2 separate regions of the Homo sapiens genome follow, and region 2 is linked to region 1. A link is a contact called in ENCODE Hi-C or POLR2A ChIA-PET data. All regions are on one chromosome and are shown on one strand. Each heading gives the region's core, a stretch centred on a gene start or an enhancer-like site at or near the end of the contact. The rest is flanking DNA. Distances are from core to core; before and after follow the strand shown.

What was found. A loop is a pair of places that touch in the nucleus more often than their neighbours do. ChIA-PET counts read pairs that join two places held with the same protein, here RNA polymerase II (POLR2A). Pooled maps may share reads with other maps.
Region 2: a pooled map shows a loop between it and region 1 (2.6-fold over the local background). The contact joins the promoter of BCL2L13 here to the enhancer-like site in region 1. A Hi-C loop is called at or near these places in 1 of 168 maps with a recorded cell type or tissue (ascending aorta) and 5 of 50 pooled maps. POLR2A ChIA-PET finds 5 or more read pairs at or near these places in 3 of 52 experiments (Panc1, activated T-cell and naive thymus-derived CD4-positive, alpha-beta T cell).

What each region holds. Positions count from the first base shown.
Region 1 is chr22:17,526,952-17,530,582 of GRCh38, forward strand. All of the region lies in intron 9 of CECR2 (CECR2 histone acetyl-lysine reader), which reads left to right. Among named protein-coding and RNA genes, the nearest start is that of SLC25A18, 35 kb to the right of the region's middle. Within about 2 kb of position 2,305, at least 2 of the 41 ENCODE cell types and tissues checked have a DNase peak (open chromatin) inside an H3K27ac peak, as active enhancers do.
Region 2 is chr22:17,636,742-17,640,202 of GRCh38, forward strand. It overlaps BCL2L13 (BCL2 like 13), which reads left to right and starts at 2,016. Exons shown (of 7, transcript NM_015367.4): 1 at 2,016-2,145. RefSeq lists enhancers at 281-1,153, 1,154-2,025, 1,578-1,627, 1,678-1,857, 1,978-2,257 and 1 more.

The sequences.
Region 1 (3,631 bases), core at 1,055-3,554:
AGTTAAAAAGCTTCTGCACAGCAAAGGAAACAACCAGCAAAGTGAAGAGACAACCCACAGAATGGGAGAAAACATTTGCAAACTGCCCAGTTGACAAAGGATGAATAACCAGAATGTAGAAGGAGCTGAAATAACTCTTAGGAAAAAGTCTAATAATCGGATATTAAAATGGGCAAAATATTTGAATAGAGATTTCTCAAAAGAAGTCATACAAATGCAGACGAGGCCAGGCATGTTGAGTCATGCTTGTAAGCTCAGCACTTTGGGAGGCCAAGGCTGGCAGATTGTTTTAGCACAGGAGTTCAAGACCAGCCTCGGCAACACGGTAAAACCCCATCTCTACAAAAAATACAAAAATTAACCGAGCATGGTTGTTCATACCTGTAGTGCCAGCTACTTGGGAAGCTGAGATGGGCAGATAGCTTGAGCCTGGGAGGTCCAGGCTCCAGTGAGCTGAGATCATGCCACTGCACTCCATCCTGGGCAATAGAGCGAGACCCTGTCTCAAAAAAATAAAAATAAATTAAAAAACAAGCCAGGTGTGGTGGCTCATGCTTGTAATCCCAGCACTTTGGGAGGCCGAGGCGGGCAGATGACTTGAGATCAGGAGTTCAAGACCAACCTGGCCAACATGGCAAAACCCTGCCTCTACTAAAAATACTAAAATTAGCTAGGCATGGTGGCACACGCCTGTAATCCCAGCTACTCAGGAGGCTGAGGCAGGAGAATTGCTTGAACCTGGGAGACAGAGGTGGCAGTGAGCAGAGATCAAGCCAAGACTTCATTCCAGCCTGGGCAATACAGCAAGATTCTGTCTCAAAAAAAAAAAAAAAAAGCAAACAAGCTTATGAAAAAAGTGCTCAGTATCATTGATCATCAGAGAAATGGAAATCCAAAACTATTATGAGATATCATCTTACACAGTTAAAATGGTTTATACCCAAAGGACAGGCAATAACAAATACTGGTGAGAATGAGAAGAGGAAATCCTCATATACTGTTGGTAGGAACATAAATTAGTCCCCCGCTATGGAGAACAGCTTAGATGTTCCTTAGAAAACTAAAAAGAGAGCTACCATAAAATCTATTAATCCCACTGCTGGGTATACACCCAAAAGAAAGGAAATCAATATATTGAAGAGATAACTACACTCCCATATTTTTTGCAGCTCTGTTCACAATAGCCAAGATTTGGAAGCAACCTAAGTGTCCGTCAGCAAATGAATGGATAAAGAAAATGTGGTACTGATACACAAGGGAGTACTATTCAGCCATAAAAACAGAAAGATGCAGTCGTTTGCAACAACATGGATAGAACTGGAGGTTATTATTTTAAATGAAATAAGACAGGCACAGAAAGACAAACATTGGATATTCTCACTTACTTGTGGGATCTAAAAATCAAAATAATTGAACCCGTGGAGATAGAGGGGAAAAGGATGGTTACCAGAGGCTGGGAACGATAGTGGAGGGTTGGGGAGAGGTAGGATGGTTAATGGGTACAAAAAAAATAGTTATTATGAATGAATATGATCTGGCATTTGATAGCACAGCAGAGAAGTATGGCTTTTTTTTTCTTTTCTTTTCTTTTTTGTTATTTTTGAGACAGAGTCTCACTCTTTTGCCCAGGCTAGAGTGCAGTGGCATGATCTGGTCTCACTGCAACCTCCACTTCTCAGGTTCAAGTGATTACCATGCCTCAGCCTCCCAAGTAGCTGTGATTACAGGTGTACACTACCACACCCGGCTAATTTTTGTATTTTTAGTAGAGATGGGGTTTTGCCGTGTTGGCCAGGCTGGTCTTGAACTCCTGGCCTCAAGTGATCCATCTGCCTCAGCCTCCCAAAGTGCTGGGAATACAAGCGTGAGCACACACCCAGCCAGAAGTACTATTTTCATTCCAGTGGTGAGAAGGTGGAGAGTAGACAAATATTGTGGGATAATAGTGGTGAGTGATCTGAAGTAAAATTAGGCAGGTTTACAGGTAAAGAGTGACATGGCTGGGCGTGGTGGCTCCATCTGTGGTCCCAGCTACTTGGGAGGCTGTGGCAGGAGGACCCCTTGAGCGCAGGAGATCGAGGCTGCAGTGAGCGCTGATTTCCCCTGCTGAACACAGCCTGGGTGATAGAGCAAAACCCTGTCTCAGACAAAAAAGAAAGCCCTCTCTGAAGATTTGACATTTAAATAAAGTGAATGAGGTTGACCCGTGAGTGCCTGAAGCGGAAGGCGCAGTGCAGACAAGAGCAGAGGCACGGAGGCAGGGATATGCAGCAGGAAGTCCAGGGCGAGGCTGCAGCGGAGGGGAGCAAAGCAAGCACAGGAAGGCTGGCTGGAAGTCCCGGCGCGGCTGGAGCGGAGCAGAGCAGAGCAAGCACAGGAAGGCTGGCTGGGCATGAATTGAGTCCTACCAGGTAGCCCAGGGTCGCATTGGGATGGGCTGTGCAGACCTTGTTAGAAGGGTTAAATGGGCTGGGCGCCGTGGCTCACGGTTGTAATCCCAGCACTTTGGAAGGCCGAAGTGGGCGAATCACGAGGTCAGGAGATCAAGACCATCGTGACTAACACGGTGAAACCCCGTCTCTACTAAAAATACAAAAAATTAGCCAGGCGTGGTGGCACATGCCTGTAGTCCCAGCTACTCGGGAGGCTGAGGCGGGAGAATGGCGTGAACCCGGGAGGCGGAGCTTCCAGTGAGCCGAGATCGCCCCACCGCACTCCAGCCTGGGCGACAGAGCAAGATTCCGTCTCAAAAAAAAAAAAAAAGGAAGGATTAAATGAAAACAGGACAGTCTCTGACACACATTTAAAGTCACAAATGATAGTTTTCTTTGTTTGAGACAAAGTCTCGCTCTGCCTCCCATGATAGTTCTTATGGAAGGAATTTTTGTAAGCCATAAGATACTTACAATAACCTTTTCCAGACTTTTTAGTAGCTTCCAACTACAAAAAAAGAGAAATAATCAATTATGTACTAATCAGACACTTTTAAAAATTACAACAGTTTATTCAGAGAAACAAGCTTTGTGTGACATTCTAAGCGGATTTTATTCTGCAGGTCCTTTTAACATAATGAGTAATATTTGTGTTGGGAATGACTGAGAAGAAATTTCATAATGATGTGAAGATCTACCTGTAAATAGTTCCTCTGTCGTATGCTGGTATTTATATTCTAGCATCTCAACAGTGCTGATGGTCACTCATCTTGGAGTTCCCTGAATTTTTTTTTTTTTTCAAAACTCCTGTAATGTTACATTACCCATACTTTTGTTGTTGCTGCTGTTGTTGTTGTTTTGAGACGGAGTGTCGCTCTGTCGCCCAGGCTGGAGTGCAGTGGTGCCGCGCCCGGCACATGACTGCATACTTTCAAGGAGAGGACTCAGAGCTTTTATTTATTTAAAGAAACTTGAAAGGAGGAAAGTGGATTAAGAAAAAAAAAATAAGGCCAGGCGCGGTGGCTCACGCCTGTAATCCCAGCACTTTGGGAGGCTGAGGCAGGCAGATCACGAGGTCAGGAGATTGACACCATCCTGGCCAACATGGTGAAACCCCGTCTCTACTAAAAATACAAAAAAAAAATTAGCCGGGCATGGTGGCGTGCACCTGTAGTCCCAACTACTCGGGAGGCTGAGAC
Region 2 (3,461 bases), core at 766-3,265, 110 kb after region 1:
TGAGATCGCGCCATTGCACTACAGCCTGGGTGACAGAGCAAGACTCTGTCTCGAGAAAATAATAATAAAAAATAAATAAATAAATAAAGGAAAAGACTGAGAGCAATGTGAAAGAAATGAACTTAAGTATGTACCAAATTGGTAACATAAGTACCTCCCAAAATAAATTATTGCATGTTACATTTTTGAAAGTTTTTTTAGGTAAAGTGTACATACAGTGAACTGCACAGACCTTAAAAGTAAAATTAGGGCCGGGCGCGGTGGCGCACCCCTGTAATCCCAGCACTTTGGGAGGCTGAGGCAGGCGGATCTCTTGAGGTCAGGAGTAGGAGACTAGCCTGGCCAACATGGTGAGACCCCGTCTCTATTAAAAATTTTTAAAAAGCCAGGCACGGTGGCTCACGTCTGTAATCCCAGCACTTTGGGAGGCCAAGGCGAGTGGATCACCTGAAGTCAGGAGTTCAAGACCAGCCTAACCAACGTGGAGAAACTCTGCCTCTACTAAAAATACAAAAATTAGCTGGGCATGGTGGTGGGTGCCTGTAATCCCAGCTACTTGGGAGGCTGAGGCAGGAGAATCGCTTGAACCCGAAAGGCAGAGGTTGCAGTGAGCTGAGATCGCGCCCCTGCACTCCAGCCTGGGCGACAGAGTGAGACTCTGCCTCAAAAAAAAAAAAAAAAAGTCTTCATTTTTGGTTACCCATTTCACTGCAACCTTTGCCTCCCAGGCTCAAGCGATTCTCCTGCATCGGCCTCCCAAGTAGCTGGGATTACAGGCGCGTGACACCATACCTGGCTAATTTTTTGTGTTTTTAGTACAGATGGGGAGTTTCACCATGTTGGCCAGGCAGGTCTGAAACTCCTGACCTCAAGTGATCCGCCCACCTTGGCTTCTCAAAGTGCTGGGATTACAGGAGTGATCCACCACACCCGGCCTGTACTATTAGTTTTCCAAGGTCACTAAGCCTTTCCTTTGCAAAACTTTATGTCCCTATTAATGGCACCATCCTTTCCTCAGTCACTCGGGCTTAAAAAGCATCCTGTGGCACCAGCCCCACAATAGCAGTTCAACTCTTTTATCACTTCCTTTAGAATAGCCTTGTTGAGATATAGATCTCATAACATAGAATTCACCTATAGTGTACAATTCAGTAGTTTTCAGTATTTCAAAGAGTCGTGCCACCATCACCCCAAAAAGAAACTCTGTATCCACTGGCAGTCACTCCCCATCAGGATTTTATCACTTCTGATCTGGCTCAGTCTTCTAACTCCTTATTGTCAATGCCCTCCTTGTTCCAATTCAGTACACACACCACGGGCAATTTGATCTCCCTAAAACACACTGTATCCTCTCTCCTAGATACCTTCCGATACTCCTCCAAAGAACTCTCGGATTCAAGTAAACAAACATCCATTAATACAAGTTAAGTATGTTCCAGGCGCTGTGTGTTCCAGGTACTGTTAACAAAAGCGGGTTACTAGTTAAGACTTCCTTCATGCCCTGGCGCCTCTGCTCAGCCAGTTCCCTTCGCCTAGGAGGACCTCTCTACACCACCCCGCTATATTCCCTCCCCGGAATTCCTTCCCAACCTTCAAGGACCATCTGCCCCAACTAGTGGCGAACATCGAGGCTGTCGTGACTGTGTAGATACTTATTTGACCTGCTCCCTTGGCAAACACTTGAAACGCAATACATGTTTGTGGAACTGAACATAGCCTGTGCATGCAGCAAGGCTTCTTTCCCTGGAATCGCCTGCCCTTCCTCCAACACAGCGACCAGCCGGTCAGAATCCCAACCCCTCGACTCCGGAAATGATCTGAGAGACGGAACTTCCGAACGTCGCAATCAGATTTGGGCGGGCTAGGAGGGTTTGGGTCTTCAGGTCACATCTGGACGGAGAGACCTCCGGGGCCTCCGTTGGTCGGTCCTTCCGCTCCGGATACCGTTCCGGATGTCAGGTAGTTCAGGTCCCGCCCCGACGCCGGCCGTGACGAAGGCACGCCGGGGTGACCTCACCCTCCAACATGGCGGCGGCGGTAGATTAGGGCCGCGGGTCGGAGCACTCACCGCCGCTGGGGGACCCTGTCGGAAGCAACTGCCGCCGCCGCCTCTTTCATCTCTTCTGGGGCAGGGGCCAGGGCCAGGTGAGGGGAGTGGGGTTCCGGGAAGGCTGAGCTGGGTGAGGAGGTGGTTTTCACCTGGGTAGGAAAGTGCCCAGAGACCGTATCGAGCCACCGACTCCCCAGTGGTTCCGACGACGCGTGAGTTTGAGTGTGTGTGTCTACACCGGCGCTCCTTCGCCCGAAGGTGCTCGGAGCTTAGGGGTCCGCTTCACCGTGACCGGACCTGGCCGCGCGGCCCCGCCGCTGAGCAGGCTTCTTCCGGCGTGGGGTGCCGGAGGCGGAGGAGCTCGGCCCTGGCTCCACGCCGCTGTCCTTCCCCACAGACAGCTTCACGTGGAAAACCCGGGTCCATTTTTAGGGCTAAACTGGGGAACGGCGACTTCTTTTTGGTTGAGGGAAAGGTTTTCCTGCGATTCACTTAGAACACTGGAAGATTAGCTTTGCCAGTCTTAGTCGTTTCTTCTCAGAGATTGTTAGAAGTCTTGTTTCTTAACCTTAATTCACTGCTGTTCTGACACCTATTTTTTCAGAAAAAAACTGCCTTCTTGCCCTTGGAGGCAGTACAGTTCACACGGAGTCATTTTCCCCCTTTGATTTATCCTCCCAACATTCTGTAAAGATCCTATTTCTTGCCTTCATAACCGACTTTCTGAGTGGAGGCTCTAACCTAGCGTTGAAAATCGGACGGATCTGGCCAGTTGTTCACATGCTGTTGACTGCTGGCTTTGGTTAGCTCTTAGCCACTCCCTGCACAAGTGTTTGTTTATTCAAAATAGCTATCTCACTGTCTCTGTTTAGAAGTTTGAACTAAGCTGAGAGCCCTCCCTCCTTACTTTTATTTTTTTGTTGTTGTTGCGTAAAACAAAACAAAAACTTCTTTGGCGAAATTATAAGATTTCCTCTGGAGGTTTAGTATAAAGCAGAATGTTGCTCTCTGCCCTGACTAGTGTGACCTTGGATGAGTTGCCACACCCTTCAGATACCTTCTTTCTTTTTTTTTTTTTTTGAGACAGAGTTTCCCTCTTGTTGCCTAGGCTGGAGTGCAATGGCGCGATCTCAGCTTACCGCAACCTCCGCCTCCTGGGTTCAAGCCATTCTCCTGCCTCAGCCTCCCGAGTAGCTGGGATTACAGGCATGCGCCACCACGCGGGGCTAATTTTGTATTTTTAGTAGAGACGGGGTTTCATCATGTTGGTCAGGATGGTCTCGAACTCCCAATCTCTGGTCATCCCCCCGCCTCAGCCTCCCAAAGTGTTGGGATTACAGGCGTGAGCCACCGCGCACGGTGATACCTTTTTTTCAACCACCCCCGCGCCACCGCATGAAGTATTATTTTC